Linked DNA regions of Mus musculus: region 2 is linked to region 1. Evidence: chromatin loops called from intact Hi-C (ENCODE). Cell type or tissue: heart. All regions are shown on one strand. Each heading gives the region's core, and the rest is flanking DNA. Links, peaks and the distances in the headings are about the cores only. Region 1 overlaps Limk2 (LIM motif-containing protein kinase 2). Region 2 holds the start of Rnf185 (ring finger protein 185).

Evidence for each region. Peaks named below come from ENCODE experiments on the same cell type or tissue, not always from the same donor. Only the 100,000 strongest peaks of a DNase experiment are listed, where the experiment ranks them.
Region 2: it touches region 1 in a loop (7-fold over the local background); 11 of 42 quality-filtered maps call a loop at or near these places.

The regions. Positions count from the first base shown.
Region 1 is chr11:3,378,190-3,394,289 of GRCm38, forward strand. Limk2 (LIM motif-containing protein kinase 2) reads right to left here. Exons shown (of 16, transcript NM_010718.4): 2 at 14,728-14,827. Among named protein-coding and RNA genes, the nearest start is that of Gm51879, 14 kb to the right of the region's middle. In heart, for the core only: CTCF peaks have their summits at 5,215 and 9,056 (motif pointing right); a DNase peak (open chromatin) is centred at 9,072; H3K27ac peaks cover 989 bases.
Region 2 is chr11:3,444,484-3,460,583 of GRCm38, forward strand. Rnf185 (ring finger protein 185) reads right to left here and starts at 8,473. Exons shown (of 7, transcript NM_001290472.1): 1 at 7,726-8,473. It overlaps 8430429K09Rik (RIKEN cDNA 8430429K09 gene), which reads left to right and starts at 7,954. Exons shown (of 4, transcript NR_028317.1): 1 at 7,954-8,257. In heart, for the core only: CTCF peaks have their summits at 7,770, 9,261 and 12,061 (motif pointing right); DNase peaks (open chromatin) are centred at 7,898, 8,348 and 12,068; H3K4me3 peaks cover 2,794 bases; H3K27ac peaks cover 2,075 bases.

The sequences.
Region 1 (16,100 bases), core at 4,800-12,799:
GGAGACTGAGGACTCCATCCTACTCTTTCTCAGGCACTTCTCCATTTGATTTCACCTCATTGTCACAGTAACCCGAGTCGGACAGAATAGCCACTCTCACCCCCTCACTGCAGATGAGGATGCACAGGTAGACAGTTCATTTTATTCTGGAGGCTGCTTGGTCACTGTCAGGGTTAGAGCTGCTTAAACCTTGATGTAATGGGGACTTCACTTTCCTGATGTGTTATTACTCATTTGAAACTTCATGGTGGCCGTCTCCCTCTTTCTTCAACAGCAGTGTATGGAGACAAGTTAGAAGGCATGGCTACTCTGCCCAGGCTGAGCCGTAGATGTAACTCAGCGATAGAGCTGTTTTCTACTATGTATGAGGCGCTGGGTTCCATTCCAGCAACACATGCATGCGCACGCAAGCGAGCTCAAACAAATGTGTGCTGCCGACTTCAAAACCAGTTGTTGCTTCTCCAAGTGTTATTCACAGCGGACTGATCCAATCACAAGTGCATCGGAGCACTGTCAGGAGCACTGTCAGTAAGGCCTAGCCAGAATGTGACAGAGACACAGAAGTAAATAGCCTCAGTTTATGTCTGACATGGATGCCTAGGGCTGTTCTGGTAATGGTGAGGAACATGGAAAAAAAGAGAATTTGTGGCCAGGTGTGGTGGCACATGCCTGGTACTCAGGAGGCAGAGACGAGAGGCTCTCTCAGTTTGAAGCCAGCCTAATCTACACAGAGGATTCCAGGACAGCCAGGGCTATGTAGAGAGACCCTGTCTCAAATCCCTGCCCCTGAAAAGAGAATTTGTTAGCACCCCTCTAACACTGCCCAGGGAGAGAGAAAGCACAGTGGACGGCTATAGCAGCAAAGGCACGTGGGGGTTCAATGACCACATTATAGACAGGGGTCTTTTTTGTTTGCGTTTGTTTATTTCGAGACAGGGTTTCTCTGTATATCCTGGCTATTCTGGAACTCACTCTCTGTAGACCAGGCTGGCTTCGAACTCAGAGATCTGCCTGCTTCTGCCTCCCAACTGCTGGGATTATAGGTGAGTACCACCACTACCAGCCGGCTATAGTCTTATTCTATTGTCCATGTCAGAAGGAAAGCTCTTGCCCGGGACAATGTTGCACAGTAGAGATGATGAGGGTGCATACAGGAAGGAGTTTATTCAAGTTCTCTAAAACACCATTCCAGAAAGGCACCACTCACCCTGAGACTGCTCCGTTCTAGGTAGTCCGCTACGCCATGGGGCCCAGAGGTAGGTTAGATATCGTCCCACCCTTGGAAAACTATACCTGAAGACTGCAGCTGGGTGTGCAAACACACACCGACAGGGATAGAGTATGAGGAAGATAACAAGGAGGGTGAAAAAACTCTCCTCTGATTGGTGGGGCTGGGGGTAGGGGTGGGGTTCCTCCAGAGGAGGTGCTGTATCAGCTGGCAAAGCAGGCTGATTGCCAGGCAGACAAGAGGCTCCGAGCTTGAAGGAACAACATAACCCTGAGCATATCACACTGGAGCCCACACTTAAGCAGTGACCACAAAGGAAGCAGGGATGGTAAGGAGTGCTAGACCACTGTGTACCAGGCTGGGGCAATTGGGTAATTAAAGACACTCACAGGCAACTGGGGTGGTGGGGTGGCTATTTATCAGAAGCAAGCAGGGGCTCCCAATGGCCAGGATATAAAGGCTGAGGCACCAAGGACAATATGCATTATCAGGTGCTGGCTCAATTCAAGTCTACAGCTAGCTCTGCTATGTTCACACCAAGTTTGTTTGCCAACCACTGTTCACCACCAGTAGACAATGCCCTTGTCCTGAGGCCACATCTCTATGGACCTGCTCATTTTAACCACTAAGTTCATTAAGAATCAGATGGTGGCCCCTATAGATTATCACGAACTGTTGTTTTGTGACGCTAATGCTAGGAAACTCAGGGGGTGAGATGTGGCTCTGGGTTTGAATCCCAGCACATAATCAACTATAACTCTACTTCCAGGAGATCTAATGGCCTCTGCAGGTAGCAGGCATGCACACGATGCAGACATACATGCAGACATAACACCCATGTACATTATTTAGATGTGACCTGCAGAGCTGGACTTACAGACAACTGTGGGTGCTGAGAACTGAAACATGCAAATCTGCAGGAGGCACAAGTGACCTTAACCAGAGCCATCACTCCAGCCTCTAACTTAAAAACTTCACAAAACGACAGCAAACAATGTTTGACATTCAGTGTCAGAGCCTTCATTCCCACAGACATTCTTCTGGGAGAAAGAAATCCTTTACCGTACCAACACATCTCTGAGGCGAGGCCCGCAGCGCCATTAGAAGACCTGAGATCCTTCCCTGATTGACAATGGCTTACTGTGTGATCTCAGTCAAGCCTTTAAACCTCTCTATGCCTCTTCTTTGTTAAAAGAATTAAGGTGAGAAAACAATTCCACACCCTTTAGGTCAATGCTAAAAGAAGCAATGGTAGTCAGAAGAAGGTGGGCCGGCTAGCCACCCACAGACCTGTCTATGGCTGGCGTCTTGGCGAATCAACCTAATCTGGGCCTGGGGTTTGACCTTTGGTCTAGAAACACCCTCACCCAGAGACATGCGGACATGCTTTGATGGTTTATCAACATCACTGTCTACCTACAGGCTGACAACTGAAATCAGTGTGCCCAAATCCCTGGCATAGGTAGGACTTCGAGACCTACACTGGGCAGTGAGGTGCTCACACTTAGAGCCCACCCAGTCCAATTGTGATGCTGAGGTGGGAACATCAACTGACTCAAGCCTAAGAGTTTAAAACCAGCCTGGGCCACACAGTAAAACTCTAGCTCAAAACAAACAAACAAGAAAAGAGAAAGAGAAAGAAGAAAAGACCCCCCCAGAGGCTAACACGGGCATCAGAAGAACTGTCACAGAGATCTTTACTTCGGCCAAACTAGCCCTGCATATAATGTAATATAATATAATGTAATATAATGCCTATAATGTAGAACCCAGCTTGGTTGTAGCCAGGCCACACTCAGCAACCTGACCCAGGCAAAGGCATCACGGCTCTCACTTCTAGTTCACTGCCGGCCACTTGTCTTTACTTCTGTTTTGTTTGCTTATGACAGGACCTCACGCACCCAAGTGTGGGCAGTGAAGGAAACCCTGGGTGTGTGAAGTCCTGAGTGGGTGTGTGTTGTTGACATGACAGACATTTGAGGACAAAGCCTTAGACACAAGGGAAACTGGCAAAGGCTCACTGTCCCCTGTCACCTCAGTGAGGCTCAAGTGACTGCAACACCATCCTCTGTTTGGAGTCTAAATGCTGACAGCGTGTGTGGAAAATGTTCACCTTTGATTGCTTCCCTGGGTGTTCATGGCTGAAGCCTGCTCCCCTCTGGAGCCTGCTCCTACTGCGATCAGCTAAGCCCCTCCTTGTTCATCTGTATGGAATAACCCTGCCTCTCTGCTTATCTCTGTGTAACAACTCACTACCTTGTTCAGCTGTAGACAATACCTCTTCTGTGTCCAACTCCATATAATAAACATCCTGAGCTTCTGGTGCTTCTCTGTCCCTGTGGCTGTCACTTCTTCATGCCCTTGTCACCCAAGCCAGAGTTCTAGGCTACAGCGGTGGCAGCCTCCAGGCTGGCCTCAAACTCATTGTGTAGCTGAGGCTGTCTCTAATACTCACCTGATGGTTAGTCGGTTTACTTAATTTATTTTTTGTCAACTTGATACCAGCTGGTGGCATCTGGGAAAATGGAGCCTCTACTGATAAACAATTCTCATGAGCCTGGCCTGTGGACGAGTCTGTGGGAGCATCTTCTTGCCTAGAGACTGATGTGAGGGGCCCAGTCTACTGTGACAGTGCCACAACTAGGTCCTGGTAATACAAGCAAGCAGGCTGAGCAAGCCATGAAGAGCAAGCCAGTGAGCAGCATCCCTCCACACTCTTAGCTTCAGTTCCTGCATTCAGGTTCCAGTCCTAACTCCTAAGGGACGAGGTGTGCGAGTGTAAGATGAAACAAACCCTTTCCCACCCAAGTTGCTTTTGGTCACATTTACTACAATTTAGAATTAGTGTGGGCTAGGGCAGCTGAACTCATTCCTCTTCCCCTGCTCTCCTTCTTTTTTTCTTTTTAAAGATTTATTTATTTATTATATGTAAGTACACTGTAGCTGTCTTCGACACACCAGAAGAGGGCGTCAGATCTTATTACAGATGGTCGTGAGCCACCATGTGGTTGCTGGGATTTGAACTCAGGACCTCTGGAAGAGCATTCAGTGCTCTTAACTGCTGAGCCATCTCTCCAGCCCCCTCCCCTGCTCTTCTTTCCAGTGGTCCCCAGGTTTTGCTCCAGTCTGGCCTGTACCTACAAGGAAATGCAGCTCGAGGCTGCTGGGGAGCAGGTCCCTAGGCCTCTTGACTTCTCCCCACTGTAGGACAGTTCCTTTGAAAGCAGAAGACAAAGGTTATCTTCTTACCTGACCTTACAGACAATTTCCCAAAACCCAGTATCTTGAACCAATTCCTCCCAGCCATCTATGGGAGCTGCAGTCATTCAGGGAAGGATGTGAAGCGGAAAGCGGAAGTGCAGGAAAGGCCACACTTACATCACAGCTTGGGCAATTCTTTCAACAATCTCTGCTTCCTAGGCCAAGGATATGTTGCTGGTGACAGAATGAGGGACAAAACCTCCCTGAAAGTCCCTGAAGGCCTTTACCATCAGGAGTCATTGGGTATCAGAGCAGAGATAATTGCATAGATAAGCCTAAAACTACAAGAGGAGTTTCAAGGGAGAGGAATACTGACATCTCTGAGCCGTCCAGGGAACCATCTGAACTATGTGCAGAGGCTAATTAGGCAAAGAGAGGAGGGGCTGGCAGTCCAGGCCCAGGGTGCAGAACAATATAAGCCTTGTCAGCAGGGAAGAGTAGTGAGACTCAGGCAGAGAGCAAGAGGCTCTGGGCACAGGCCTCTGTGGAGGGTGATATAGGACGGTTATGTGCACATTGTTTTTTTGTTTTTTTTTTGGGGGGGGGGTGTTTTTTTTTCTTTAGCAACCAGGAATATCCTGGAGCCTGTCACCTGCATGCTAGGTAAACTACCACTGAGCTGCATCCTCAGTACCATATTTTTAAATTTTACTCTTTAATGTGTTTAGGACACATAAACTAAGTGAACATGTATGTACCACAAGCATGTAATGCCAGAGAGGGCCAGCAGGGGTGCCAGATCCCCTAGAACTGAGTTACAGAGAGTTGTCAGTTGCCATGTGAGTGCTGGGAACTGAACTCGGGTCCTTTCAAGTGTTCTTTTAAGAGTTATTTATTTATTTATGTATATGAGTACACTGTAGCTGTACAGATGGTTGTGAGCCTTCATGTGGTTGTTGGGAATTGAATTTTTTAGGACCTCTGCTCACTCCGGTCAACTCCACTAGCTTAGTCCCGGCCCAAAGATTTATTTATTATTATACATAAGTACACTTTAACTGTCTTCAGATGCGCCAGAAGACGGCATCAGATCTCATTACGGATGGTTGTGAGCCACCATGTGGTTGCTGGGAGTTGAACTGAGGACCTTTGGAAGAGCAGTCAGTGCTCTTACCTGCTGAGCCATCTCGCCAGCTCCCCTTTCAAGTGTTAACTTCCCAGCCATTTCTCCAGCTCCCAGAGGTGGTTTTTTTGTTTTTTTGTTTTGTTTTTTTATTTAATTTCTTTTTTTTTCTTGGTTTTTCAAGACAGGGTTTCTCTGTGTAGCCTGGAACTCGCTTTGTAGACCAGGCTGGCCTCGAACCCACAGAGATCTGCCTACCTCTGCCTCCTGAGAGGCTGGGATTAAAGGCATGCGCCCCAGCCTGGGTACTTACATTTAATTATGTGTGTGGGTATGTACATGTGAATAAAGTGCCTGAGGAGGATAGAGATGTCAGATCCCCTAGAACCGGGTTGTAGGCAGTTGGGAACTCTTTGACACGGGTCTGAAAATCGAATTCAGGTCCTCTGCAAGAGTAGTCTTAACTGCTAAAGCATCTCACCCCTTGGCTGTTTCATACATCACACACCCCAGCTGCTTGAGAGAATGTGTGACTTAGGAGGCAGTACAGTGGAGGGGAGACTGACAGCCGTGCAGGTGAGAGCTGACAACAGGAACGGGCAGAGATAAACCGAGAGGCTTGGGCTAGAGGCAATTCAGAAGCGCAGAGCTTTTCCAGCTTTTCCAGAGGACCCAAGCTCAGTTCCAGCCCTCATCAGGTATCTCACGCGCATCTTTAACTCTAACTCCAAGAGATTCAACCCCTTCTTTTGGTGTCTAAGGACATCTCCACACATGTGGTAGATACACTAATACAGACACACGTAAATAAAAATAATAAAAATAAATAAATCTTACGCAGGTATGGTATGGACACCTTTAATCCCAGCACTTGAGAAGCAGAGGCAGACGATCTCTGTGAGGTTGGTGTCAGCCTGGTCTGCAGGGTGAGTTTTAGGGCAACAAAGGTTACACAGAGAAACCATGTCTCACAAAACAAAACAAAAGCCACCAACAACAACAAAATCCCAACTAACTAAATCTTAAAAAGAAAGGAGGAAGAAGAGGAGGAAGGAGAGGAAGGGGAAGAGGAGGAAGAGGAAGAGGAGGAGGAAGAAGAAGAAGACGACGACAAGGAGGAGGAGGAGGTGGTGGTGGTGGAGGTGGAAGAGGAGGAGGAGGAGGAGGGAAATATAAATAAACAGACCAAAACTGACAGGCTGGGCTATAAAGCATGAGGCACCAAGGACACTTGTGACACAGGCAGATGTGGGATGGTGATGTCTGTCATTCTGGAAGTCTGGTTAAAGTGGGTGAGGAGCCAGTTTAAGGGAGACCATTGCAAGTCCCAATTGAGTCTAATGTATCTAGAAGATATCTGAATGACATACTAAAGTGGGCCATGGCAGTGTTTGCCTGTGAGTTCCAGCTGCTTAGGAGGCTGAGGCACAATGATTACTTGAAAACAATCTGGGCAATACTGTGAGACTCCATTTGAAAATATAAGAACGACAAAAGGGATGTGTTAGGTAGTTGGCAGGACATGCTGGGTTAGAGCTCAGAGGGGCGCTGGGGCAGGAGGCCCTCACTTCAGGGTCTGTGTGTCGTGGACAGCAGGAATCAGAGTGTTCAGGGAGAGGAGTGCACCACAGGGCCTCACCACAGGCCTGGGAGAAAAAGAAACCTGCAATGACCAAAGAGGCTGGAGGGAAACAAGAGCGTGTGTGGATGTCATAGAAGCCAAGAAGCCAAAAGTGACAAAGCCGGACGTGATGGTTTAGGCCGACAATCCTGGCACAGGAAGCTGAAGATTGTGGATGAGGTTGTGAGGAACTTTGCATGTACAACCGATTTTAACCTGCAGAGCTCTCCTTGGTGGGGATTAGCCCCTGTGATGGTTTGTATATTCTTGGACCAGGGAGTGGCACTATTTGAAGGTGTGGCCTTGTTGGAATAGGTGTGACCTGGTTAGAATGGGTGTGTCACTGTGGGTGTGGGCATAAGATCCTCACCCTAGTTGCCTGGAAGTCAGTCTTCCACTAGCAGCCTTTGAATGAAGACATAGAACTCTCAGCTCCTCCTGTGCCATGCCTGCCTGGATGCTGCCATGCTCCCACCTTGATGATACTGGGCTGAACCTCTGAACCTGTAAGCCAGCCCCAATTAAATGTTGTTTTTTTATAAGACTTGCCTTGGTCATAGTGTCTGTTCACAGCAGTAAAACCCTAACTAAGACAGCCCTTTGCATAAAGCAGGAAGCTGTGATTTAAGTCCCTTCAGCTGGACTCCAACAGTTGTCCAGGAACACTAATTCACTTTTCTGTGCCAATACCATAACCATATCCTCTATCCTCCACTACCACCACGACCACTGCCACCACTAACTAAGTAGCCCGCAACCTAAATGCCCAGGCTCAGAACTATTGCAGAGTTTTCAATTTCGTGGAATATGAACATAATCTTATAGGCTTATAGTTCATTTATGCTTCATGCTACCCTGCTACATTCAGCCTAAAGGTAACCTTATGCAATATTTTTGGTGTAGCCATCATATGAGGTTGTGTGCATGAGGCTCATGCTAGCACTCAGAGGCAGGCGAGTTAGATTCTGGATTGGAGACACACAGCCACTTGTACCCACACACTTGTACCCACATGGCCCACTTGGGAGGCCACGCAGGATGAAGGCTAGAGGAGCCTGTGAACAGACTGATCAACCAGGCTGTCCTCTCTGCTACATCATTAAGAGCACGTATCACAGGAGCCAGAATGAATGGAGGTCAGACTGCAGTGCAGAGTCAGGGATGTTGGGTTCTGCTGTCCCTGGCTTTCTGGGTCAGTTATGGAACTGGGCTAGAACGTTACCTCTGCATCCCCAGTAGGGCCTAATCTCAGCGCCTTCACCAGCAGAGGACTCATGGAGTCAAGCAGTGACACTGGATATGAGAAGCAAGCACTGTGCCTCTGCACTATACCCACTGTGGAATTTTCAGAGTGCTTTTTTATTATTTTTATTTTTGGAAATGGGTCTCACTACATATACCTGACTGGACTGGATATGTAGATCACGCTGGCTTCTGCCCCCTGAATGCCAGGATTAAAGGCATGTGCCACCCCCACGATCTCTTCATTCAGTCATCCTTAGTTACCTAGAAAGTTCGAGGTATGCTGCGTCTGGTGTTGCGTACCTTTAATCTCAGCACTCTAGTGGCAGAGGAAGACCAATCTGTGAGCTCAAAGATAGCTGCCCCGCCCCCTCCCTCCACCTCTTCCCTTCTGCCTGCCTAAAGTCTACAAGCAAAGCAAAGTGCAAGGTTAAAGCACACTGAGGTCACATGCTGCCACATCCCAGAGTTTCCAACGGGAAGAGGTGTCTGTCCTTCCTCTCTGTCAGGCAGGCCCCAGTCAGCATTCAACAGCCAGCTTCAGTGGCTCGCCTGTTTGTGGTTTCCTCAGAGATAAACTGGATAAACAATCTTTTTCCTGAGACATCACAGGCAGTTCAGGCCTGGGCCAGCACCAGCAGTGACCAGCAGAGGGCAGAGTGGCTCCACAGCCTGCCAGCAGGAACCTAAGGCATGGAGTTGACAGCGCTCTTGCACTGGGGATGGCAAGAAGACTTCAAGGTTATCTGACACTAGCAAGTGCATGGCTCACGTTGCAGAAGCAGAAATGGGGTTAAATGACACGCCCATAATACAGGACAGCATGCCAAGACTCACAACCACAGGAGCCTGGGTTCAGATTTAGCTGGCTCTGCAATGTTAGTAGGTAACTCTCACTTCTCTAGCTTTATTGTTATTTACATCTGTGTGTCTGTTTATTTTGAAGCAGGGTCTCTCGCTTGGCAGCCATAAATCCATGATCCCACTGCCTTGGTGCTCAGACTACAGGCAGAAGCACCATACCTGGCTTGGTTCTGGCATGTGCTTTTGAGACAAGGTCTTACTGTATAGCCTAGGCTGGCCTCAGGTTCACATCACCCTGATGCAGCCTCTCAAAGTGTTAAATTACAGGTGCCTATGAAAAATCCTGGATGCTTATTTTGAAGTAGGTAAAACAAGTAACTCATTTACTGAGTTATCTTCAAGAGTAAATAAGCGACTGCTTGTAAAACAGTAAGGACCGTATCTGGCATGTTTGTAGTTCCCAGAACTGTAACTAGGATACCACACCTAGATGGGAACAATTAATATGGCTTGGCACTTCCGAGGTACCCGTTGCCAGTAGATTGTTATCCTACAGCTTCTGATTCTCTGTTTGCTGCACCCTGCTGGACTCACAAATGGAGCAGACACAGTGTGCGCCTGATGGGACCATCTTCCACTGGCATTTGCCTTACCCCAGAGGACAGACACTGACAAAGGCTTCTTATAAGATACAGCTCAGTCTGTGCTTATCACCCTGAGAAAGGAGGCCAGACAGTCACCAGTGCCCTAGAGGTGGTAGGTTCCCTTTGTTAAGGGAGCTAGGGGCCAGATCCCACAATAGCAGTTCCCTTCAGGGCTGTGGAAGACTGACAGGCAGTTTCTCCTTCTTCTAGGACCCCCGCTTAAAAGGCTAAACTTCCCCATAAAAGGCAACCACTAGCTGGAAAGAGCACTGACTGCTCTTCCAGAGGTCCTGAGTTCAATTCCCAGCACCCACATGGTGGCTTATAACCATCTGCAATGGGATCCAATGCCCTCTTCTGGTGTGTCTGAAGACTGCATACACACACACACACACACACACACACACACACACACACATATATATATAAAATAAGTAAATCTTTAAAAAAGGAGGAGGAGAAGGAGGGGAAGAGGAGAAAGAGGAGGAGGGGGAGGAGGAGGAAGCAGAAGTAGCAGCCACTGGGAAACAAGAAGTCAGGTTGTGGTGATACATCCTGACAACCAGCTACTCCAGAGGCTTACACAGCAGGGTCTCAAACTTGAGATTAGCCTGAGAAGCGCATAGCTTGGACAACTTGGTCTCAAGATAGAATTCTATAAGGACCAGAGTCTCAGCTCAGTGGTAGAACAAACACCTTGCCCAGTATGTGAGGCCCTGGGTCCAATCCCCAACAATGTAAACAACAAAATCCTCGAGAGGCTAGATGAGGTTAGGATATGCACATCTGTAGTCCCAAAGCTAAGGATACTGGAAGGATTCTGAGGCTAGCCTGAGTTACACTGCAAAACTCTACCTCAAAATTTTAAAAGGACTAGAGTGTAGCTCAGTTGGCAGAATGCTTGCATTCTATGCAGCAAAACTCTTGCTCAATCAGCACAGCATAAGCTAGGCCTGGTGGCACACACCTATAGTCCCAGCACTCATGTAAGGGGAGGCAAAGAGGATCAGAAAAGTTCAGGCTCGTCCTCAGCTACATGCACAAGTTCAAAGCCAGCTGGGATATGAGAAGGTATTAAAAAGAAGGGAAGAGGGCTGGAGAGATGGCTCAGTGAGTAAGAGCACTGATTGCTCTTCCAGAGGTCCTGAGTTCAATTCCCAGCAACCAAATGGTGGCTCACAACCACCTGTAATGGGATCTGATGCCCTCTTCTGGTGTGTCTGAAGACAGCTACAGTGTACTCACATACGTTAAATAAATAAATCTTATATTAAAAATAAAAAAAAAAAAAGAAGAAGGGGAGGGAAAAAAAAGAAGGGGAGGGAAGGGGAACAAGACAGACAGATGGGACAGTAGGGCCACCATTCACAGTTCCACAGGCTAACTTCAGCTGTGTTGAACATGTGCTCTGTCTGATTCCACTCTTGACCCCAGGAGGGGCCTAGGCCAGGAGCTTCAGAGAACAGCTCCAGATTTAGATTCAATTTAGATGAAAAGAAAAGCAGGCCAAAGCCAGGCAGTGGTGTCGCACGCCTTTAGTTCTAGCACTTGGGAAGCAGAGGCAGTCAGATCTCTGAATTCGAGGCCAGCCTGGTCTACAAAGTGAGTCTAGGACAGCCAGGGCTTGTTACACTGAGAAACTCTGTCTTGAAAGAAAAAAGAAAAAAGAAAAAAAGGAAAAAAGGAAAGAGAGAAAGAAAGGAAGGAAGGAAGGAAGGAAGGAAGGAAGGAAGGAAGGAAGGAAGGGAAAAAAAAGAAATTAAAAAAAACAAAAAAACAAAAACAAAGAATAAAAAAAAGATGAAAGAAAGAAAAAGAGAGAGAGAGAGAGAAAGGGAGAAAAGAAAGGGAAAGCAGGCCAGAGGCACACAGTTTAAACGGGACCTGTGGGAAGGAGAGGAAAGAGAGCAAGGGCTGGTCAGCCATGTATCTGGCAGGTCAGAAGAACCCTGGCCCACCTGCCCAACGCCCTGAGCTACTTCCAGGAGGCCTGTGAGCTGGACTTGACCCAACAGGCCCAGGCTCCAGTCTGAAGATGTCCTGGGCACTGGAGAACCCAAGGAAGGCTCTCAGAGGTGGGACTACCATCGTTCTAGGTCACCATGAAACACAGTGAAGGAGGGGAGGGGTGGAGGTTGGACCAAATCCCAGCAGTCTCTTCATTCAAAATCTCACCCAGGGAGAACAAAGGTGTTGAGGGGAGCCATCTGCTTCCTGTTAACTGTGGCCCAGCTAGGAAGAGCAGGGCTGGACAGAAGTCGTGAAGCTCGAACTTCCCTCAGCAGTACAGAGGGAAGGAAGAGCCCGCCTCCCATGGGCCTGTACCAGAGACTCTAAACCTCACCAGAGCTGCAGGAGAGCTGGGCGAAAAGACTGGAAAAGACAATTATTCAGCTCCTTATCCCCTCGTCCTCAGCCCAGGCGGCCCCTGAGGTCAAACAAATAGCCCTTCCCAGCCCTAAAGGACTTTACCTGACTTGGGCAAAAGTAAAATTGCATCCTGGAACTCACTTTTGTAGACCAGGCTGGCCTCGAACTGAGCCATCTCACCAGCCCCTCTTATCTTCATTTTAAAAGGGCAGGGAAGTCACATAACTTGAAAGGCTCTGCCTGAGAACTTAACCTCACTCTATAGCTTGTGCCTTCATGCTTACATTTATTTTATTCTGTTTTGTTTTTGAGACAGAGTTTCTCTGTGTAGCCCTGGCTGTCTTGGAACTCACTCTATAGAGATCTCACTGCCTCTGCCTCACAAGTGCTGGCCCTAAAGGTGTGCAGCAGCAGCAGCAGCAGCGGCACCACCGACCTGCATACTTTTTTCTTTTAAAGGCAGAGTACTGCTGTGTAGCTTAGGCCGACCTCAAACTCAGAATCTTCCACCTTAGTTTTCTGAGAGCTGGAATGACAGGTATGTCACCCCACCCATACATTTCTTTTCACGCCCTCACAAGCAAACATCTGATCAAAACTGCAAAGGGTTCAGGACTTCAGTCTAAAGACCAGCTCTTGGCATCTACAGTCTGAGTGACCCCTGAACAGTCTACTTCTCAGTGTGAAGGGTTACAGGTGTAACAGGCAGTCTTTCCTAGTTATCAGAAGTAACAAGAACAAGAACGAGCCAGGTACAGTAGCTCATAACCCTGGACTACAGAGCAAGGTCTAGAATAGCCAGGCCTACACAGAGAAAACCCACACCTCCCACCAAAGAAAAGAAACCCACAAGGGCAGTTTTTCTACCCAGGCTTGCTGATCTGGACAGAAAATCATGTGACTAGGCCTCCATCAGGAACACTTTAGATCGTGTGGGTCCATACCAAAGCAAGGCTGCCCTCAGCCGTGAAATGAACAGACCAGCCAAGGCTTTACCTACAGGCCTCTTAAGGCTCTGATAGCTACTGCTTCTCTATGTACAGCAGCACAGGACAAGCAGAGCGCACTTCCCCAGGAGCTGAGGGAGGAGAATCCAAGGCCATTAGAACCACAGATAGAGTAAGAAGTTTGGACTGAGCCCGGCTCAGGCCTTTAATCCCAGCACTCCGGAGGCAGAGGCAGGCGGATTTCTGACTTCAGGATTTCAGCCTGGTCTACAAAGTGAGTTCCAGGTCAGCCAGGGCTACACAGAGAAACCCTGTCTCAAAAAACCAAAAAAAAAAAAAAAAAAAAAAGAAGTTTGGACTGAAGCTAAAAGGACAGAAAACATTGGTCCCTCTCCAGCTTTTGGTGGCCAGCCTCTACCTTGAACTTGGTGGGTGGAGGAGGGAGGTAGGCACATAAGGCTCAACTACTTGACAGCGGGTTTGCACACAGAGCTGTGTGTGGGAGCCAGGAGCTGTGCAGCACAGTCTCTATTAACATCCATCTCACTGTCAGACATGGGTAACGCATGCCCACCCCACCTCTATAGGAGAGGCACTGCATTTGGAATGACTGTGGGCTAGAACTGTATGCAAAGGCAAGCTTCTGCCCTGGAAAGGAGCTGGTGCTCAGTGGGTGCCTACTGCCCACTGCATGCTGAGGTCCCTAGTAACATCTCCAGTTCCTTATAACTGAGTCTCAGAAAGCAAAAACCAATGTGGCTTTAAAGCCCGTAAATTTTTTAAAACATATCTATTTGTTTGTTTGTTTAGTGTGTATCTATGTGCAGGTGCACACTACATGGTGTGCATGGGCAGTCCAGAGGACAACTTCCGGGAGTTGGCTCTCTCATTCAACAGTGCCAAGATAGAACTCAGATGGCCAGGCATGGTAGCGAGTGGCTTCTTGGCTGGGCTGTGGTGGCACACACCTTTATTCCCAACCTTGGGGAGGCAGACACAGTCAGATCTGTTGAGTTGGAGGCCAGCCTGGTCTACATAGCGAATTCCAGGACAGCCAGGGCTCCACAGAGAAATCCTGTCTCAAAAAGCGAATGAACCAAAGAAACAGAGCTGCTTCTCAACAATACTATGGAAGCAATAATAAAGTCAGTCACAAGAAGGAGGGCCACAGGGTGGGGAGTCCTGTGGGGGAGAGATGACACTGCCAGCCCCCCTCGCTGCCACAGGCACCTTTCTAAGCAGTGGTGTGGTCATGGGGAAAGAAAGGCCCTCCTTCTGGCCTGCTTCCATGATGTGAAGCAGGGGTGTTGGAGAAACTCTAGAATAGCTCCTCCCCTCGCCTGGCTCTTCCAGGGCACCTGACCCGTCTGCAGTTCCCGGAACTGGAATCTGGCATTGGGACTGTTCCTCCTTGCACATTCCTTCCCTGCCCCTAACGCCCCACCAAGATTAAAATTCTCTAGCCAGGAGCTTGCTTTCTGCATTTCTCAGAACGTGGAAGCAGTGCACGGCCCACAGCCCAATGGGAAGGAAAGAGAGGCACCTACCGGAAGCAGGAGCCATGCCAGGCTTCATTGGCAGTCCTATAGAGCCTCTGGCTCAGGGGAACATAGGTGCCACAGCCCCGACACCTCCAGGCTTCATCACCTGAAACAAAACCAAGGCGGTCAGAGTCCCTAAGTAGCAGGAAGCAAGGAACAGAATTTCAGTCATGTGGAATAACAGAAGCTTCCACTGAAGGGATTAGGCTCTGCCAGTGCTGTTTCCCCTCCACAAAACCTCAGGTAAACACTTGGCAAGCCTCACGCCAACATCTCTCTAGGTAAGACAACTCTCGCTTCAGAAGTAATCTCAATTAAAAAACCAATGTGTCTGATGGAGCTGGTAGGATGGCTCAGCTGGTAAGGGCCACCAAGCCTGCCGTCCTGAGCTGGGTCCCTGGGACCCACATGGTGGAGGCAGAAGTTACTCCACCCTCTGCCACACATAGGCCACAGTGTGTGTAAGACATTAAACATTAGTCTTTTATACCAAACACTATAAAACTTTTATGACTAGGAATTCCAATCATTTTTATCTGCCCCACCTTCTAAAACCTTTATGCAAATGTTTTAACCCCCCAATCTGGTAAGACTCTGGTTTATACTGTGACCATGCTGTGTTCTTAGCACTTAAGTGACTTCAGGGCCAGCTCCACTTCTGCTGTCCAGTGATGCAATTCATCTAAAACTAGCCAGCCCCAGCCAATGGGAAAAGACGCTGTGACCACTCATGTTAGAATAAAAGTGAGCTGCCCATCCTTCCCATGTGGGGAGAGCACCTTTCTCGCCATGGTGGTCTCTCCTGAGATCCTGAAAACATTCTAAAAGTATGCACCATAAATAAGAATGTAATTTTATATATAACTGACCTCCCCCAAACCTAAATCTACTAACATTCTGCAAAACCCATCACTTCCTTCAGACCTTTCAGCCTGTGCTCTTATCAGTAGATGTGAAAGGGTCTCCCTCCTTCCCTGATAGTACCCAGACGCCACCCCACCCCCACCCCCGCCCGCTCCCTGCTCCCCCCAGTTTGGCTTACACTCTGTCTTGAATTTCCCATAACCTGGTCCAGGAGCTCTTTCATTCAACCAACCAACCCACTGGTCCTCTCCACCCAAAACCACAGGATGCAGGCTGATGGTTACATCATCTTTGATGTTTAAAGAGCCAATCCACTGGAAAAGAAGCGCTCTCCCAGTTTTAATTTTTTGTTTCAGAGACAGAACTGTCTCAATCTGTCTTAATTCTGTCGAAGAGTAAGCCTTTAATGAATGTTTCCTGTCTCCTGTGCTAAGAACTACTACAAGACTACTCTTGTAGTTTTTAATGGATGGATGGGTTAATGCTGAGGGCTGTGTGCTCACGTGTGTGTGTGT
Region 2 (16,100 bases), core at 4,623-12,622, 66 kb after region 1:
TATTTCAATAGTAGTTCTTGAGGAACTGTGATCAAAAACAATAAGGCCAGAGATGAGAAGACAGATCAGTTGGTAAAGTGAGGATCCAGGTTAAATCCCCAGAAATACTCTCCTAATCTCCTCCTCCAAAAGGTGCCATGTAGAGGCAGAATGACAAATCCCAGGGCACACTGGCTCCCCTGCTTTGTCTACATGGTAAGTCACAGGTCAGTGAGACTGTCTCAAAGAAAACAGGTAATGGCAGCTGAGGAGTGGTCCCTCAGTTGCCCTCTGGCCTTCAAACACAGATGTACATGAGCACCTGTGCACATAGGCATATACACACATACACAAAATAATGCCAGGCATCACTTGGAAAGTCTCTAACAACAACTTTTACAAACCAGGCTTGCACCCTAAAGCTCCTCAATCACTGTGTTTTACTGCTGCCACTTATCAAACATTTAGAAAATGCCAACTAGGCCCCCTGATGAAAGATAAACATGAGGAGATCTGTTTCCTGGCTCCATAGAGTTTACGGCCAAGTCAGAAGTCAACTGTTGCGTAGCAGTAACAAATTTCCTCACACCACAATGCATCTTGGACGGTTTTCATATTGCAAGAGCTGCCTATCTGTACTGTACAGGCCAACTACACCCATGTCGCCAGATACTTCTGAAGAACAGCTGGTGGAGTGGGAACTACCTGTCGACTGCTACAGATACCACCGCAGGAATCAACCTGTCGACTGATACAGATACCACCGCAGGAATCAACCTGGCAGCTGGTCCTAGAATAGAACAGCCAGCTCCAATCAATAACCACAGAAAGGACACTTCCATGTGTCCCAAGGTTACCTGGAAGACAAACCTCAACACTCAAACACTCAAGTACTATGTGTGCATCAACAAAATCGAGAGGTGGGCCCATGTCTCATCCAGATGTGAAAAAGCAGAAGCAGGTCTGTGTGGAAAGTGAAGTCCTGGAGAAAACAGAGATGATGCTTCTAGAGTATCAATGTTCTTAAAAATGACTGAGATGGTAATTTTATTAAATGTGTCTTAGTATGATTTTAAAAAAAAAAGCTGGGGCTAGGCATGTGTAGTGCTTGGTTCAGCGCCTGGCATTGCATAAATCAAGAATGGTGGTATATGTCTATAATTCCAGCACTCAGGGAAATACTTATATTTCCACGAAAGGTCACTCATATGAATAGGAAATACCTGAAACAACCAAACTCCTAGAGACAGACAGGATACAGGAAGTATTAGGAGGGAGAACACTGCAGTTGCAGCTCAGTGAGCACAACTTCTATGTGAGTTGACTAAGCTTTAGAGATCTATAGTGATAGGTGTCACATAATATTATACAGGGAGTCAGGCAGTGGTGGCGCATGCCTTTAATCCCAGAACTTGGGAGGCAAAAGCAGGTGGATTTCTGAGTTCGAGTCTAGCCTGGTCTATAGAATGAGTTCCAGGACAGCCAGGGCTACATGGCAAAACCCTGTCTCGAAAAACTCAAAAAACAAAACAACAACAAAAACTATAAAAAAATCATAAAGGTACTTAATAGCAATAACTTAGATACCTCAAAGCCAATAAAATGGTTACTAAATATATATTATATAATATATGTATATAATATTACATATATATATCTATAACCACAATTCAAAAGAGATTTTGTTTTAATTTGTTTTTAGGATTGGAGACATTGCTCAGGAATACACTATTCTTGCAAAAGACCTGGGGTCAGTTCCCAGCACCCATGATGGGTGGATCATAACCAACCACATACAACTCCCAGAGGCACTGCGTGTAGGCAAGTACACACACACACACACACACACACACACACACACACACACACACACATTTATTATTGCTAATAGTAAAAAGAAGTCTTTTAAAAAGAAACCTGTTAGGTGTGGCGGAGCATACCTGTAATCCCAGCACTTGGGAAGAGGCAGAAGAATAAGGAGTTCAAGGCCATCCTTGGCTAAGAGGCCTATCTCAAAACAAACAAATCTGTTATTGTCCTACCCTACTGATTGCATGCTGAGTGGTTATCACAGTCATTATGTCTGTTTTTACTGACTTAACTGAACAGTTAAGAAAATGGAAATTCATTCACACATTACAACTGATGCTTACAAAAAAAAAAAAAAAACTGGCCAGAACAAAAAGACATTAACATTAATATGTTAACAGGCTACCTGCTAATGGCAGGTACCAGTAATCCCAGCTACTTGGGAGACTGAAGCAGGAAGATCCATTAAGGTCAGGAGTTTGTAACTAGTCTAGACAACCTATTAAGACCCAATCTCAAAAAATGATAAGGAAAAAAGTGAAATACAGCACTATGTATACCAACTGGTTCAACCATAAGGGTGAGTTATGAAGATTGCTAAACAGGTAAAAGTCTTTGCTGAGTAAGCACTACAACCCAAATTTGAATCCCTAGAACCCAGGGAAGATCAGACATTGTAAGGAAAGTGTCCAAAATCCTAGCACTTTTACAGGGAGATAGGAGGCAAAGACAGGAGGATTTCTGAAAACTCAGGCCCTGGCATTGCATAAACCAAGAATGGTGGTATATGTCTATAATCCCAGAACTCAGGGAAATATTTCTATTTCCATGAAAAGTCACTCATTGTGTGAACAGGAAATGCCTGAAACAACCAACTTCATAAAGACAGACAGGATACTAGAAGTTACTGGGAGGGAGAACACCTAGCCTGACATAGATAGTGGGAAACAAGCAAGGTATCAAGGAGAGAACTGACACAGGTTGTCCTCTGATCTCCACATGCACACTTGGCATGCACACTTTGTCTCTCACAGACAGATACACACACACACATACACACACACCTGCCCTGTACCCACTGACAAGAAACAAGGAATTAAGAACAACTATATCAAAGGTTCTCTTGTGTTAATACAGAGATAACAGGGTGGGTAAGAGGGATACTTTTCTAAATTTTCCAAAGAAAGTAATCTTTAACAATTTAAAAGACTGGGGTATTTGTTTTAATATTCAAAATGGTGCAGCTGGACAGTGGTGGCACGTGCCTTTAATCCCAGTACTTGGGAGGCAGAGGCAGGTGGATCTCTCTGAGTTCAAGGCCAGCCTGGTCTACACAAGCTGTTCCTAGTTCTAGGAACAGCTAAGGCTACACAAACAAACTCTGTCTCGGGGTGTGGGGGTGGGGGTGGGGGAATTTAAGATGTTGTGGTTAAGGTCAGAGGCAGTCAGAAGCAGCACGGTGAGCCAGCAGTTCTGTAACCCTGAGCCTACACTCACCCAAAATACTCTACAATGCCAAGCACCCTCTCTTCTCTGCCCATGACAGACAAGCAACAAGTTCTCCCAGACACAAAGATCTCCACACGCTCTAACCACATCTTCGATGATACTGTTTTCGGGGCACAAGTAGTACCCCTTTTGCAGGAACATGGCTGCTCACATTAGCAGTGGTTGGGGTTATGCTAACTCTAAATGATCAGCAGTCTAAAGTGGACACATTATTGTGTGCTTTAGCATGTCTAAATCCAGTTTCATGGAGCTAAGAAAGTTGCTGGCATGTCCCATTGTGCCGTTCAGCTCATTCCGAGTTACTTCTAGGGATCTCAGGGACCCCATCTATAGCTGTGGATAAATAGCCCAATTACAGAATGAGAACAGGAACTGCATGAATATTCTCTCACACAGATATACAGATGAGCAGGTCCGAGAGACAGCTTAGCAGCTAACGGTGCTTGCTGTCATGCCTCACAACTTGAGTTCAATCCTCATAAACCCAAATGTCAGGAGAGAACTGATTCTACAAGTTATCTTCCGACCTCCACACCTGCACTGTGCCACATGGATATACACAAACAAAAACAAACAATAAAATGTACAAAACTTACAAGATGTTCAGATGATGGCAAGCATGAAAATATGCTCAATACTGTCAGTCTTGAGGGAAATGTATATCAAAAACATGAGAGGGTACATGCACACATATATATATGTATGTATGTATGTTTTGGTTGGTTGGTTGGTTTTGAGATTTTGAAACAGGGTTTCACTATGTAGTTCTGGCTGCCCTGAAACTCAAAAGATCAGACTGGCCTCTAGAAATCCACCTGCCTCTGCCTCCCAAGTGCTGAGATTAAAGGCATGGGCCACTACTGCCGGTTTGGGATTAATATTTAGATTTAGATCTCCATTTAGAAATGTGAAGCCAGGATGGGAAGATGGCTCAATGGTAAGTGCTGTGGTACGGCACAAGTTTTAGATCTGAGTTCAGATTCCCAGCACACAGGTAAATGTTGGGCCCTGCAGCACATATCTGTAACCTTAGCACTGAGGACTGGGAGAAGAGACAGATAGATCCTGGGAGCTTGCTGGCCGGCCAGCCTCGCTGGGCTCAACGAGCGACTCTGGCTCAAAATAAAAAAGCAAATAAGTAAATAAATCAGAAAGCAAACAAATGCCTGTACACACATACACAGCCTCCTTCAAACACAAGAAATTTAAAGCCAGACAAGCATGATATATGCCTGTAATCTTAGCACTTGGACAAGAGGATAACCACAAATTTGAGATCAGCCTGGATGGGGAGTGGGAATGAGGTAGGGGTGTGGGGGGATAGGAGTTGGGGGTGTGTGCTGTGATTCTTAGCTCTGAGGCTATGCAAAAAAACAGCCATGGGGTAGATTTGGCCTACAAGCCTAAGTTTCGGATCAGAATTTGCCAATTTGTTTTTCAATTAAAACTACAGAGCATATGCTTTTTATCCTGGTGTTGGTGAGACAGAGATAAACAGATCTTGATGGGTTTGAGGCTAGTCTGGTCTACAAAGAGTTCCAGAACAGCAAGGGCTGTTACATAGAGAAACTCGGCCTGGAACACACACACACACACACACACACACACACACACACACGAAACAAAGCAAAGCAAAACACAACAAAACATAAAAATAACCCTGAGCAGGAGCACAGTAATCCCAGTACGGAAGGCTGGGGCAGGAGAGAAAGTTTAAAGCCACCCTGGACACTACAGAGAAAGGCCCTGTGTTAAGGATTTAAAAAAAAAAAAAAAAAAAAAAGAGGTTTTATACCAAATAAGTTTGGTAACACCAAGCAAGCAAAACATTATGCCAGCTTACTATAAAGCCTGAATTTTTATTGTGAGAACTCTAACTTGCATTACAACACTAAGAAAGGGTAATGGTGCCGGGCGTGGTGGCACACGCCTTTAATTCCAGCACTCGGGAGGCAGAGGCAGGTGATTTCTGAGTTCGAGGCCAGCCTGGTCTACAGAGTGAGTTCCAGGACAGTCAGGGCTACACAGAGAAACCCTGTCTTGGAAAACAACAACAACAACAAAAAGAAAGGGTAACGGCCAGTAGCTTTTCCTAAACTTATTTTTACCATCAAATTTATTTTTCACAGGCCAGCAGAACACATTTACATCAATCAAGTATCCCTTTAAAAGAAACCCCCAAATTAGTAAGTTTTTAAAAATCCAACAAATTAAGAGCATTTTCCTTACCACCGAGATGACAATAGAGTCTAAGGCCAAACCATCTCGAATGTTAGGTAACAACTGAATGACCATTTCACAACTGTTTTTTTTTTTTAATCTTGAGAAACATAAACAACAGGAAAACAGGCAGGAACTTTTGGTTCAACCCCAACCTTTTGTTTTGTGGAGGAAGTGTCAGCAGAATTGGGTCATAATATGGAATCTTTGCTTCTCCAGACAACATAAGCATTCTTAAGTACTCTAATGGGAGATGGAAAAGTTATCTACTTAGTGTCTGGTAAAGTGCAAAATAAGGAAATCTAAAGTTAGATTACAAAGCTATAGGTATGCAAGTCAGGACCATAAAAGAATTGGTCATATGTGCTGGGCATCCAGAAAGCTAGCTTAAAAACTGCAGACACTCTCACACCTATACACACACTGCTAGACAAAGAATTAAAGTTCAGTTTATAAACCAGAGAGAAGACTGACCCAAACAACTGAATTGGCCTTCCATTCTGTAATCAGAGCCCACTGGCAAGCAAAGCCTTGGGCAAAACAAGCAATCCCAGCATTTGGGAGGCTAAGGCAGGGGGACCAGTTTGAAGTCACCCTGGGCTACATAATAATACTCTGGAAAAGGAAGAGAGGGATGGAGGCAGAGAGGAAGAGAGCAGAGATAGACAGAGAAAAAGACAGAGAGACACAGATAAGACAGACAGAGACTGACTTTCTAAATTGTTCTCAGCCTGAGCTGAATGTCAGAGTGAGACCCCGACTTAAAATAAATTTTAAAAACTTAAATGTAAAACAAAAATTACTAACTGACCAATGTATTAATTTTAGTTAATTAATTTTTATTTCCTGTTTATTAATACAACATATACTTTGGATAATTTTTATCAGATAATGGATCATTCCAAAAAGGATGATGAAAAGAAGGATGACAAATGTGACAACCAGTAAAAGATTACATAAGATCAAGTGTGCTGGCCTTATTGATAGGAGATATAAACTAGGGAGGAGAGTCCAGAAGGGAAGACAAAGAAATGTCACATTCTGTAGGCATAATGGTACTAAGTAACGAGTGATCCTGGCACTCTTTAAGACTGAAACAGCAGGATCCGGGTTCAAGGCCAACTACAAAAGGAGCTTGAGGACAGCCTGAGATCCCTGAGACCCTGTCTCAGACCACAAAAGAAGTATCACATACACTCTGAAGACAGAGTTATCAGTGGAGAGGTAAGAGTCACAATAAATACTAATACGAGCCTTTTAAATTGGAAAGGGCCGCCTCCTGTATACTTCCTTTCCCAAGGAGACAGTCAATCCCCATCAGTCGTCACCTCTGATAATTCTTCCGTTAAATTCTTAATAGTAAGTACACATGTGTCTTCCCCCTAGAACCTACCTATTAATCGTAGCTGTACCTCTTTCAGCTACAAAGATCAAGCAGGAGGCCTCTTTGCCATAACTCCCCCACCCAACCCCCACCCCCACCCCGCGCCAGCTTTTAAAGATAGTTAGTTATTCTCCTCCGGCGTTCTTTCCTAAGCTAGAAGTTTCATAGAATCGAGCCGGCTCCAGCTGCCTCGAATCGAGTACCGCATTCACAGCGGGACCGCACTTCGGATGAGCAGGCTTCAAACACGAGTAGGACTCCAGAGGAGAACGTTCAAAATAAGGTTTCCTAGGATCCAGACCCAGATTCGAAACAAGCTGTGGGAAAAGCCCAGGGCTGGAGAGCCGGCATCCCGGAGGGTTTCGGAGCAGGTGCTGTGGAGGCCCACGCTTTTGAGACAGCTGTGCCCGGTTGTACAGCTGTGGGAACTAGGTTCAGGGAGGTCAAAGACTTGGCCTCGAACGCACAGTGAGCTGCAGGCAGCGAACTCAAGTCCAGGTCTCCTACGCTTCACCCCAAATCTGTTCACCGCATTCCTCATCTTTCCACTCCACCAAATCGCCACCCACGAGAGAGGCGGTCCCGCCCCCGAGGCTACGGGAGTCAGGACGAGCCCCGTCTGGAAGGGGAGCTTGTGCGCACCCTTCTTTCCCTTTTCTGGGGCCTTAGTTTGCCCAATCTGTACCCACGGATGCCAGTCTGACCTTCCTTCTGGGACCTGGACAGAGCCAGACTGGATGACTCCTGGCCCTTGGCTTCAGATCCCTGAGCCTGGGAAGGGGGTCCCATGCCTCCCGGGCCCGCCGTCCCAGCTCGTCACCTACCTGCCGCCGCGGTAGAGCGAGCGCCAGCGACGCCAGCTGTCCGTTCCCCCGTCCCGGAGTAGCCGAGCCAGTCTTAGAGACGCGTCAGTCAGAAAGATTGAACCTCCGACCCCTCCTACCGGGAACTTGGTCACCTGACGCGGAGCCGCCTCTAGTAGAACAACTTCCGGTTCCAGCCGGAAAAGGCTGGTGTGCAGCGCTGCTCTCCGGCCCAGGCGCCCGGCTGGTAAGTTCCGCCCCGGGACAGGAAGGGGAGGGCGTCTGGTCTTTCCGTAGGGTTTCCTAGCGCTGGAAGAGGAGGGAAGGCAGCTCGGTGGATGGGCGAGCTCGCCTCGCCCGCGTGAAGACGTGGGAATAAATATGTGCGTACCCGCCAGCTAATCATAGCATTCATTCGGGTGATGGGTCAGAACTTCAATGTCGTTTTCGAAGCAGGCTTGGGATACATGGGACCGTGTCGCAAAAATAATGGGCGGATGAAAAAGCCAGTTCTAGAAATACCAGTTTGGAATGCCTTGTACAAGAAAGTAAGGTCAGTGGTTGTTCTGTTTTATAAAGAAGAAGAACAGGAGGAGGAGGCATGGGAAGTGGAGTAGGAAAGGGAGTAGAGAATGAGGAGAAGGGAGAGAGGCCGGCCAGGAACGCGTGAAGAGAGAGGGCGGAGGGGGAAGGGGGCAAAGAGTAAGGGAGAGGAGGGGGCGAACAGCCCCTTTTATAGTAAGCCGGGCATACCTCGCTGTTGCCAGGTAACTGTGGGGCGGAGCCTAGAAGGAATGCTAACAGTGGTGATGGATGAGAATGTGCAAAACGACCCAGGAGCTCTCTTGAAGACTCTACTAGCCAAATCTGTGAAATTTCAGTATCAAAATAATAAAGGTAATAAGAGTATAACTAATTGGAGCCCATGAGATGGTTCAGAGGTAAAGATGTTTGCTGCCAAGCCTGTCAACTCTAGTTCAGTCCCCAGAAACCCAGCGGTGGAAGGAAAGGAGTCTGGCAAGTTGTCATCAGACCTTCACATGTATACAGAGACACTTAATAAATACATGGTAATTTATTTTAAAACTAATTAGATGAACTTGTAACCAATGAGGGATTGTTTTTTTTTTACAGTAGCAAGTGCATTTATTATATTTAAAAATAACTAGAAAAATTGGTGTTTTAGCTTTCCATATATAAAAACATGTGAGTCCAGTGCAACAGTGCTCAGTGCAGGTGAGTGATTTTGCTGTGCAGCTCCTACAAAGCTGCATAGCTGTGCTGTTGCAGGGGTGGGGGGAGTGGGGGGTGGAGAGCCGGCACACCTCATTCTGTAGAACAAGAAGGGACTTCCGTCCTGCCTCGGACAAGCAGTAGCAGTAGCATTCCTGTGTGTAAGCTGAGGTAGGGCTGGCACACCGGCCTTGTATCCTGTACTGGATGGCTTTCAGCTTCTGCTTGCCAGTGTGAAAGCCCAAACGCCAGATGGCAGGTGAGCCTGCATCCTCTCCCCAGAGTCCTTGACCTTATCAATCTCTAGCTCCACCTGTGGGGGACCTGAGGGATCGGTCAGAATACTCCTCCTCCTTCTGTTCCTGGAAAAAGTAAGATTCTTTGGGGGGTTCTTAGTATCATTAATACAAGAATTTAGAAGAGACTCAAAGGAAGCTCAGGACAACTTTATTAGAGTTTGAAAAAAGCAATCAAGGCTAGTTGAAAACTCTAACAGCTGCCAGAAGATGGAGAAAAGGTCACACCTTTTAAACTAGGCATGGAATAAAATTAGACAACTTATCAAGAAATGGAAAAGGACAGGTGGTATTGGCGGTGCACACCTTTGATCCCAGCACTTGGGAGGCAGAGGCAGGCAGATCTTTGTGAGTTCCAGGACAGCCTGATCTTCAAAGCAAGTTCAGGACAGCCAGGGCTACACAGAGAAACCCAGCTCAAAAAAACAAAAACAAAAAACAGAGAGTAGGAGGAAGGGAGGGAGAGAGAGGGAGAGAAGAGAGGAAGGAAGGGAGGGAGGTGAAAACGGGCTGGAGAGATGGTTCAGCTGTGAAGACGGGGAACCAGAGGACCCAGGTTTGATTCCAAGGAACCACACACATAGTGATTCACAACCTTACCTAACTCCAGTTTCATGGGATCTGATACCCTTTTCTGGCCTCCCTGGGTGCTGCATGAACATGTGAGTATATATGCTTCTAGACAAAACATTCATACATATAAAAAAACAAAACTACCCAAGAATGGAAGTGGGCTAGTAAGCTGAGCAAAGTCCCTAAAAAGTATCCACCATACTGGTGCATGGTCTCTTACAGCCCTTTCTCTACAAACTGACTTCCTGTCCATGTTAATCTTGATGTATCTTTTGTTGTTGCTATTGTTGTTATCTCCTGTTACATTGGATCCCAGTACAGTTTACCAGGCTGAGTCAGGACAAGACCTGAGTCCCTACCTTGTCCCTGGGGAGCTGTGCTAGCCAAAGGCAAAGCACAGTGGACTGGCTTGCTGGAGGTCCTGGGGACTCCTCAGTACCCTCTGGGGACTTCTGGCCATTCTAATCACCGAGGGACCAAAGGCAGTTAGAGTCCTGAAGCCCCTTCAGATGACTTGGGGTCGTGCTTACACTGCCAGCAGTTCCAGCTGCTAGGACCTATATCCTGATTTCCACCCGCTGACAACACAAGCTTCAGTATGTGAGTCTCTAAGTACTGTGGCCTGGCCCTCAAAAGTCCTGTCTCTGAGGGTGTAGCAAGGAGGAAGCCTTTTGCTCTGTTCTGGAATTTTTTTTTTTTTAATTTATTATATGTAAGTACACTGTAGCTGTTCTCAGATACTCCAGAAGAGGGAGTCAGGTTTCGTTACAGATGGTTGTGAGCCACCATGTGGTTGCTGGGATTTGAACTCGGGACCGTTGAGCTATCTGGCCCCTGTTCTGGAATCCTATTCTGAGCCTATTCCTGATCTGTGCTTTCTGAAATGACGTCATCACGCGAGCAGACAGCGCGGCTCCAGCTTCACATCTGTACAGTGGTTTATTTTCTCCAGCTGTCCATCCAGTCTGGAGGTCCCTTTCCCTGGAACGCGGGCTCACGAAGGCTGCTCAGTCTTCTCAGATGCATGTGGAAGTCTCTCATCCCAGATGCCACCCTAACATCACCACATAGCACCGCCGGCTTCTCCACCAAAAATCTTGTGTTTGAAGGTCACTTTTCCCTATGATGTCATAGTAACAGCCTGGAGAGAGGTGTCCCTCCGTGTATAGCTGACTCACTGGGCTTTCTCCCCTGTGCCTCCCTTATATGTTGCCATCCATCCAGATTCTTGGCACAGAATGTTAGGGACAAGCAGTCCTAAGTACTGCCATTTTGTTTTCAGATTCCATTTAATCATAGGGGAAACTATGGGAACTGGCGACTTCCCAACAGCTGAACAGCCTCTGTTAGAAGACAGTTGTCTGAGTCCAGCCATCTCAGAGACAACTTGTAAGGATACAGTTGCTTGAGTCCAGCCATCACAAGGACAGCTTCTCCATCTGGCTGGCAGAGTCAACTAAGTTCATATTCCCAGGCCTAGGAGCCAACTCCCATCCTGATTGCAGGAAGCTCCCTTGCTCAACCCCTTATGTCAAAATATAATTAGACAGTGCTCCAGCCCACCCTGCCCCTGTCATGTTATGCTTCCATCCTTTAAATATGCTGTACAACTTTCCTTCAAGGTCACAGTTCAGCTCCCAAGTCTGGTCTGTGGCCCTAATGGGTCAGTAGTGGCTTGATTACACTAAATTTGTGTCATCTGTACTGACTCGGTATTGAGTTATGTTGGATCTAAGCGGATCCCACAACAATATGAACAACGGTGGCCATTATTTTGTGCAGAGACAAATCTGTTCCTACCCACATAAATTCCTGGCTCTGCTATGGCAAAGTCCATTGCTGGTATCTTGGGAGGTTCATATTCTTTCTTTCTCTCTCTCTCTCTCTCTCTCTCTCTCTCTCTCTCTCTCTCTCTCTCTCTCTCTCTCTCTCTCTCCCACTACTCCCTACAATCCTCCCCCCACCACACTTCTTAAATTTTATCTTATGCCAAGCTGTGGGGCACACCTTTAATCTCAGCACTTCAGAGACAGAGGCAGGCAGGTCACTAAGTTTGAGTCCAGCCTGGTCTACAGAGCAAGTTCCAGGGTAGTCAGGGCTATACAAAGAAACCGTGTCTCAAAAAAAAAAAAAAAAAAAAAAAAAGCCAAACAAAACAAAAACCCAAAACAGCAACAAGAATTATACTGGTATGAGCATTTGCCTGCATGTTTAGTATGCATCACTTACATGCAGTATCCATGGAGGCCAGCAGAGGGCAGAAGATCCCCTGGGCCTGGATTACACATGGCTGTGAGTTGCCATGTGAGTGATGGAAATTGAACCCAATTCTGGGAGAAAAGGAGTGCTCTAAACTACTGAGCACCACACTCTCCTGCTTCAGGATACTCCCTCCTCTCCCAGATGCTGTGCTTGGCTCATCAGCTGCATCTTCTTTAAGACAGTAAATCTCTGAACTTTTTTTTTTTGGCAGGGAGGGCAGGATAGAAGAGAACAGCTCACCTTCCAGCCGCCAGGAACCAGCAAGAGAATCCATGAGTTTTTAGTGACATAGAGAAGCAAACAAAGGGGCCAGGGAAATGGCTCATCAATGGTGACTTCAGTCTTCAGTGGCTCTTGCTTGTAGTGCTAGGACTAGGGAAAGCAGAGAAAGGCTGATCCCCGAGTCTGCTGGCTAGCTGCTGTGAGGGCCCTGATGAAGAATAATGAAGGGCTGGTGGGATGGCTCAGCCAGCAAAGGCACTCGCTAAACAAGCCCATCGAGCTGACCTTGATGCCTGGCACTCATAATGGAAGGAGAGAAGTGACCTCTAAAAATCATCCCCTGAGCTGGCCAGTGGTGGTGCACACCTTAGATCCCAGCACTCGGAAGGCAGAGACAGGAGGATCTCTGTGAGTTCAAGGCCAGCCTGATCTACAGAGCCAGTTCCAGGACAGCCAGGGACTACACAGAGAAACTTTCCTGTCTCGAAAAACTACTAATAGTAATGCTGATGACTCCTCTAAAGAAACCCTAGTTCAATCTCTGCCTATATGAACACATGTGCTAGTGCATGTGCAGCCACACCCCGTGTTCATATATATACACACACAGAGAAAGATAGACAGACCATGATGGCCATAATCCCAGGACTTGGAAGGCTGAGGCAAGAGAACTACGAATTCAAGGCCAGCTGGGCTACAGATACTGCCTCAAAAGCTGGCTCAAGGGTTGAAAGCACTGCTTGCCCTTCCATGGGGCCTGGGTTCACCTCTCAGCATGCACATGGCAGTTCACAACCATGTGTAACTCCAGTTCCAAGGAATCTGATGCCTGCTTCAGGCTTCCATGGGCACCAGGCATGCACATGGTGCACAGCACACAGGTAGACAAAATACTTATATACACAAAAACAAGCAAAGCACACACAGGAAAGAAAGAAAAGAATAAACAAGGAGAAGAGAAACTTGCAGCCTCTCCTTTTATTAGAACGGCAAGTAGTAAATAGGATTTGGAAGGTCAGGAGTGAGGAAACGAAACAGGATACTTACACAGATGTGCCTCTCACCAATTAGTCACCACAATGCAAAACTCGTACTGTTATAATCTCTTGGTCCAGAAGAACAAATTAATCAAGGCAACCAATGTCAACATCTCCTCAATGGGTCATGCAGCGATCACAAGCCTCCTGATAAGATACAATGAGCAGGGCACACATCACTTCTGTGTGATTGCTGTGTCATTAAGTGACAGAGCTCTTCCGTAGCACTCCTGAAGTTCTGAGGCTCATCCTCTATACCACCATCACCACCACCACCCCCAAAAAACCAAAGTGCATAGCCAAATCTCAGAAGAAAACATTGGATCAACTACTACAAAATAGCTATCCAAGTGCTGAAAAAGCAGGGACTAAAGGAGACTAAAGGAACATGGCCACAAGATGTTCATGGTTTAAAGTTGCATCCTGAGCTGAGGAATGCAGAAGAGCTTTAATGAACAGTACTGAGACTAATAATAGCATTTACATATGGACGGAAGTTTAATGTTAATAAATACTGTTTCACATGGCATATATAAGGACTGTAGCTTTACTTGGCATTCAGGTTGTTTTCCCAATAGCATCTTCAGCTTATTCAACAAGTGCTTGGTAAACTGATTGCTAATGGTTGGGCCTGAGTGTGAAGGGAAAAAATAAAGTAGATAAAAGATGCTGCAAAACAAAGTGACATGGACTCGAGGACAGGCTCAAATAAAACATTAACCTGGACTTCCCAGGCACTCACAGGTGGACCTTAGCACAGCCAACACCAGGAAGGGAGTGCCACTCATGGGACCCAACATAGAGGCAGCACCGCCTGCCAAGCCCGAGCAAACTCCTGTGGTTCTCAACCTGTGGGTCGCGACCCATGTCTGCGTCAGTTGACCCTTTCACAGGGGTCACCCAAGATCATAGGGAAGCACAATTACATGACAGTTCATAGCAGCGAAACTACGGTTGTGAAGCAGGAAAAAAATAATTTTATTGCTGGGAGTCACTACAACATAAAGGGGTTTTCAGCATTAGGAAGGTTGAGAGCCACTGTTCTAACCCATCAAAGTCCATAGTTCTGGGACAGTCCAAGGCCCCCTGGGAGCATCTGCTGTTACTGTTTTGCTAAATGGATATGTAGTTATATGTAGTTAAATTGTACTCTCTCTCTCTCTCTCTCTTCCTCTCCCTGCCCCCACCGCGCGCGCGGGATGTGTGTGTGTGTGTGTGTGTGTGTGTGTGTGTGTGTGTGTGTGTGTGTGTGTCTTTCTGTGTTTCTGTCAGTTTTATTTCCCTGTATTGATCCAGTGGCTTTCTCTGATGTGAGACCCTCTCTCCACCTAGCTTAAGACCTGTGCCACCTCCTGTTGGGAACCCTAATCCTTGGGACTCTGCCACATCACCCAGAGCCTCCCCCAAGCCTCCACCTGTCCCACTCTAGGATCAGGAGCACATGCTTTTATTGCTGCTTGACTCAAGCTCACAGTCAGGGTTGGTTCCTGTGTGGAGGTGGGAAGGGGCGGGGCCTCTCATACAAGGCCATCCAAGCAGAATGCACACAGGGAGGGGGGAACTAGTTCCGCCAGGTGAGCATTCTAAGCAGCCCCAAGGAAGGGGAACCAAACCCCTGGGCAGAGCCCAAAAGAAAAAAGAAAGTTCCACTCCTTTCATAAGTCCTTCATGATTTATATCTCCTTATCAATCAGTGATTTATGTAATTGGAAAACTAAAAACTCCCACCATTCTCTGAAAACAAACCAACCAACTAACCATCCCTGAGCCAGCAGAGGAATCACTGCCAAGCAACACAGCCTCAATAGAGTGGATGTTTCCTTCTAACAGTGACCAAGGAGACTTTAAAACATTTCTTAGAGGTCCTCTCCTCTTACACATACACACACCCCTTTTTTTCTTCTTTTGGTATTTCAAGACAGGGTTTCTCTGTGCAGCTCTGGCTGTCCTGGAACTTGCTCTGTAGACCAGGCTGGCCTCGAACTTAGAGATCTGCCTGCCTCTGCCTCCCAGAGTGCTGGGGTTAAATTAAAGACATGTGCCACAACTGCCTAGCTTACTAGGTCTGATTGATTGATTGATTGATTGATTGATTGATTGGTTTTTCAAGACAGGGTTTCTCTGTGTATCCCTAACTGTCCTGGAACTCACTCTGTGGACCAGGCTGGCCCAGAACTCAGAAATCCGCCTGCCTCTGCCTCCCAAGTTCTGGAATTAAAGGCATGCGCCACCACTGCCTGGCACTAGGTCCTTTTTAAAGGAATTAAAGACAACTGCTAAAAAAAAGAAAAAGAAAAAGAAAAAGAAAAGCCTTTTTGTCACCCAATCGGCCCCAAATATTTGGGGAAAAAAAAGTTAAAAAATATAAAAGTTTAAGTAGGTCCCAGTTGCTGAAGGGAGTTCAAAGGATGTTAACAATAGAGAATTGATTGGGTCAAAACCTTTTGCATAGACTGGAAGGTGACCTTTTGTCACCTTCTCTGATGATGAGACAAAGGTAGACTTACAAACACCAAGCAAAATTTGGGTGTCTCACCCTCTGTCAGAAGAAACCAAGCAACCTTCCAAGACTGGCCCAGTTGTTCAACTGGTTGTTCAACTAACCAGTTCAGCTATCTCCTTCCAGATTAAACAATACCCAATGACCCTGGAAACAGAAGGGGAAATTGTAGTCCCTATTACCTGGATTAAAGAGACAGGCATCCTGGTGCCCAGCTAGTCAGTCACCCTGGAATACACCTCTCCTGCCTGGGACCTCTGATTTTCATGGGCC